Linked DNA regions of Homo sapiens: region 2 is linked to region 1. The links are chromatin loops, found by intact Hi-C in ENCODE. Cell type or tissue: gastrocnemius medialis. All regions are shown on one strand.

Region 1 (2,500 bases):
CACTGTTAGCACCGGGTTAGAGACGAGGGGAAGGGAGGGGTGGGCGGACACAGACGAGGGGTGGGCGAGGTAAGGGAAGAAAAGAGACAAAGGAAGCAGAAGAAGATTAGAGTTAAAGTTTAGGTGACAGATGGTTCCAGAATCCTTTGCTCAAGAGAGTGAAAACAAGATTGGACTGATTGACACGGAAAAGCATTTGCCTCCTTTCTCCTTAGAAAACCCCAGTGGGGGCTTCTCATGCCCAAAGGGTGTGGTGAGCACACAGCAGACAGGACAGTCCTATTAGTGTTGGTGTGACCGTGTGCACGCGTTCCCGGCATTACAGCATCACAGCAAAAGTAACAGGATGGCGGGTGGGGGGCACCAGATGCAAACGGACAACGAGAGAGACGGATCACAGACGCTCGCACACGGAGTGTCGGACGACGGAGAAGCCACAGGTACAGCTTGTCCAGACCTGGGCTGCCGGCTCCACTCCGGGGCTAACATCATGCCCGATGGGTCTGCCAGCGCCCTGGGCCTCAGGGGTCTATAACAGACCCCACCCCCCTGCCAAGAGAACTTGCTTCCCAACCACCCACCCTGAGCAGCCGGGACAGGAGGCTGCAGCTCATCCAGAACTTGGAAGGAGGCCCCCGAGCCTCCCGCATCACCCCGCATCCCTTCTGCCCACCTCCCGCACAAAACACAATGTTCAGAGCACTCAAAATGACAAGGAGGCCACATAGATGCCCGACAAACGCCTGGACAGACACACACGATGCTGTGAGCCCCAGTGGGGCAGCACAGACGCTCGTGTTCAGGGGGTGGAGGGACACAGACCCAGCACGAAGGTGATGGCCTCGGGGGGCTGGACCCTGTGGTATCACCCAAGGTGGGAGCCCAGCGGGGCCAGGTGGGCAGTGGGTCTCAGAGCTGAGGGCAGACGCCGAGGGCAGGCCTGCCGCAGAGGAGGAGTGGAGAGGCTGGTGAGGAAGGAGGCGCTCTCCTGCGTGGGCCAGCAGGGAGGGGGCAGCGCCTGTCTCCCTGGAGAAGAAAGGCTCACCTGAGAAATTCCGTGTGGCCAGCATGGTGGTGAGGATGGCTCCCTGGGGAGAGACACAGATAAAACCGGGGCTATCCCATCAGTGTTCCCTGCTGGCTTCTGGCCAGGATAAGACCCCTGTCCTCCTGCCCAGATGCTCAGCCTCATTGTCATGAGGCTGACATGACCTCAGCCTTCCAGAGAGGCAAGAGCTCCAGGAAGCCAGCAGCCGCACTGAGACAGATCACCTATTTCCAGAACTACACACACCCTGGGCCTAAACCTGTTGACCAACTACAGCTTCTAGCTGCTTCAAGACCCCTCAAGCCTCAGGGGTCACCAGAACAGCTGGTCACCACGGCAGCTCCTCTGGGGTCCAGCTCCCTGACAGCCCCTTCTTTTCCTGACAGGCTCAGACAGGGCAACAGTCCTGGGGCTTCCGGGGAGAACTGCTCAGAGACCAGCAGAGGGCAGTCAGGCAACAAGTCCCCATCCCGGAACCCACAAGTAGAGGGACTGCCAGTGTGCGGTCACCGGAGCCAGCCCTGACCAAAGCAGGCAGGTTGGATACCCTACTGGGACCCACCTCCCTCCCAGAACTCCCCCAGCCCACCCAAGACCAGTGTGTGTGGCTCTGCTCTCCTTACCAAACCTGTCTGAGCCGGAAGCTTCGGACTTGCTTGTACTAAACAGTGTGACTGCCAGAGGGTGAGTGCTGCCTGCAGAGCCCGGGTGAGGAGCCCACAGCGAGCGCTTCAGGACAGCTCCTCCAAGGGCTGCTAGGAGGTGGCACAGACAACTAGGAGGAGCCACACCTGGCCCAGGGCCCCTCTGGACTCATTCCCAAGCTGGCCTGAGTTCACCTGATGCATCCAGTCTGGGACTTGCTAACAGTCAGTCTTGGGGGCAGCAGTAACCCCTAGGTCTGCCCAGACCCCCCAAGGCCCCCCTGCTCCAGCCCAGAGGGACACAGAGAAGCATGGCCGTGCCTGGGACTAGGGGCCAGGGCCTCACCTTGAGCTTTCTCCTGGCATTGAACTTTTTCAGACACTCCACAGTCTCCTGTCTGTGCATCATGGATGCTACCGTGGAGCGTTGCTGTGGGGAAATGGGTGGTCATATGGCAGCCGAGCCCGAGGCACAGGGGAGAGGCCAGGGTGGCAAGGCTTGTGGCACCCTGGGGTCCCCACTTGCCAAGAGCCACCGGCCACCATTGCGGCAAGGGTTGTCTGTCCCCACCCGCCTGGGACTTCAAGACTCGTCTCTCCCTTGCCTCGTCCACTCTGCCCCTCACAGACAGGACTGCAGTTGGGAGGAAGGGATCACCTCTACCCTCTAATGCCTTCCAAGCCCCAGGCCTCACAAACGTGCTGGTATGTCCCAAGCCAGAGGCCACAAGGAGCACCCAGGGGACCCAAGGGAGCTCTTGGATGTCAGGAACAGGACCCTCTTGGGGTCCTTGCCAGGGGAGTGGTC
Region 2 (2,500 bases), 85 kb after region 1:
CCTCCAGAACCCAGATTCCCCAGGGGACCTACAGCAGAGGCTCTCCCACGCCGGCACCCCCAGCGCGGATGGGGCCACGCGCAGGAGCAGGCGCAAGCAGGTCCCGCCACCCCCGCCGCCTGCCGCTCGGGTGGGGGTGGGGACAGCGCACCCGCGTCGGGGACGACCCTCTGGGGCCGCAGCCGACCCCTCCCGGCGCTCCAGGCCCGGGGGCCACCCCCGCGCGCCCCTCCTCTCTGACCTCCCCGCCGCCAAATGCGTCACGTCTGCCGGGCGCTCCGGGGACACCTGCTGCCGCCCCCGCCGCGCCAAGTCGCGAGCCCGGAGCCCCGGCCCGGCAGCCGCGCTGGGCAGAGCTGGGCAGGGCCGCGCGCGCTGAGGTCAGGCAGCCAGGCCCGGGGCCGGGGGCTCGCGGGTCGGGGCCGCGCGGGGCCGTGCGCTTGGGCCCGGAGCCCAGAGAAGCCGGCGGCGCGCGGGCCCGCAGTGCGCCTGGAGCCGGCGGCGCGGAGGGTCCCGGAGGTCCCGGCCCTCTGGGGTCCCCGGCCCAGCCCGCGCGCGCCGCTGCTCTTACTTGCCAATATCCTCGTAGAGCTGGTACTCGTCGGTGAAGCGGGTGCAGGTCACCGTGGTGGCCATGGCGGCGGCGGACGGGCTCGGCGTGCGCTCGGCTGCGCTCGGGCGGCGGCGACTCCGGCTCCCGCTCGCGGGCACGGCGGCGACACGGGCGCGGGCGCGGGAGACACCTCGGCTCGCGGCGCCAGGCGGGGGCCGGGCTGGGCTGCGCCGGGCGGCGAGCGCACGCGAGATCTGCTCGCTCCGTCCTCGCCAGGAGCGCGCCGCACACCTACGCGCGGGGAGGCGCGGGCGCCGCTGTCACCGCCGCCGCCGCCGCGCCCGCCCCGCCCGCCGCCCCCTGCACGCGCCTTCCCCGCGCCCTGCACACGCTGCTCCTGCACCCGCACCCGCAGGGCACCGGCGCCCTGCATCTGCACACGCGCCCTGCACACACACCCTTGCCCCGCACCCGCAACGCACCTGCACCTGCACCTGCACTCACACGCGCGCCCGCCCCCGCCCGCCCCCGCACCCCACACACACACCCGCGCCCTGTACTGACGCCTTCATCCTCTACCCGCACCACGCCCGCACCTCGCGCACGCAGGCCACTTGCTGCTGCCGACCCCTCGCTCTCACATAACACAGAAGAGTGCACATAATGAACGCAGCCTCCTCTCTCTCTCTCGAAGGCCCACCTAGCCTGACAGCAGGAGGGGACTGGGGCCCACATGGAGGTAGAGGGCTCATGTGCTGCCCTCCACAGGACTCATTCCTCACACCCTCAGGAAGAGATGCTGCCAGATCCCTTCTGCCCAGTCTCCATCAGCCACACATGCCCCAAAGGCTGCCTGGCCAGGAGGAACCGCCCAGAAGGCAGTGTACACACTGGGTCACTAGCATGAGAAAGTGAAAGGGTGGGGCCTGCCCCCTCCCCTTGGCCCCAGCCCCTCCCTTCCCCCTCACTTCTCCAAAGACTGGTTGCTGGGTTGTCTGGAATGGAGGTCCCAGGAGGCAACATTCGGAGTCCAGACCAACGGACCCTGAGCCAGGGGAACAGGGGCTGCTCCACCAGCAATTTGGGGGGCCTGAGAGCTCACAGCCACCCTGATCAGGTAAAGGTGCACATTCTCTCCTTTTCCAGCACGGTCCACCTGCCTGCCCCCTGCTTTTGCCTGGAGGAGGAGGGCCCACACACCCCAACCCCCTCCTGAAAGCAGCCAAGGAGGAGGAGAGTGCAGGGAGGCAGGCAGGAGGCAGGGCGACCCGGTTTCCCACAAAACAGCCTTCCCTGAGGCCTGGCACCAGGGCTGCTGTCCAGAACCGGGACTTTAGACCACTGGGCTCCAGCATCCCCACACTCTTCTCTGACGGGGTCCATCCTGGGCAGGCTCTGAGGAGGGGGTTTCCAGCAGCCAGCTCTGGATTTGGGTCACGCTGCTGCCCTGATATGACTTCCTTACTGCTCCCCAAGGACCAATTCTGGGCCTATCCTGCTCATCCCTCTCACCTCGTGGCCAGCCCAGGGCAAGCCCCAGAAGCCACAATAAATGTCATGTGGATAAGGGAGGGGATAAAGGCATTCTGAGTGCTGGCAGCCAGGGCCCTTCTGGGCCAGGATGCATTTGGCATGGGACTGCTGGGCAATTAGTAGACCACACGGCAACAAGTCCCTGCCATCGACCCACCTGCACCCAGAAGACACTAGAGGACGAGAAATTCTCAGGCCAAAGGCAAATGCTGGGCCACCTGGGGAAGTCCCCAGCTGAGGAAGCAGAGGGATCCTGGCCTTGACTTCAGCAGGACCATAGCAGGAAGGGAGACCCCGTCTATGTCAGACTTGGACTCAGAGAATCCTGGGCCATCCTAACAGACAGACTGGCATGGGCTCGAGAAAGGACTGGAGGCCAAGTCTGAGGTTTGTTCTTGGCGTTGTGTTTAACCC

The links. Hi-C counts contacts between places; a loop is a spot of excess contacts. Peaks named below come from ENCODE experiments on the same cell type or tissue, not always from the same donor. Only the 100,000 strongest peaks of a DNase experiment are listed, where the experiment ranks them.
Region 2: a loop joins it to region 1, with 12 times the contacts of the local background. A loop is called at or near these places in 7 of 110 quality-filtered maps.

The regions. Positions count from the first base shown.
Region 1 is chr7:44,239,662-44,242,161 of GRCh38, forward strand. It overlaps CAMK2B (calcium/calmodulin dependent protein kinase II beta), which reads right to left. Exons shown (of 24, transcript NM_001220.5): 11 at 2,039-2,122; 12 at 1,046-1,088; 13 at 1-2. Among named protein-coding and RNA genes, the nearest start is that of YKT6, 40 kb to the left of the region's middle. RefSeq lists enhancers at 1,216-1,415, 1,576-1,645, 1,666-1,765. In gastrocnemius medialis, a CTCF peak has its summit at 1,494 (motif pointing right); a DNase peak (open chromatin) is centred at 1,510.
Region 2 is chr7:44,324,786-44,327,285 of GRCh38, forward strand. It overlaps CAMK2B (calcium/calmodulin dependent protein kinase II beta), which reads right to left and starts at 809. Exons shown (of 24, transcript NM_001220.5): 1 at 572-809. The coding sequence starts at 636. In gastrocnemius medialis, a CTCF peak has its summit at 1,310 (motif pointing left); a DNase peak (open chromatin) is centred at 1,318; H3K4me3 peaks cover 1,037 bases; H3K27ac peaks cover 1,172 bases.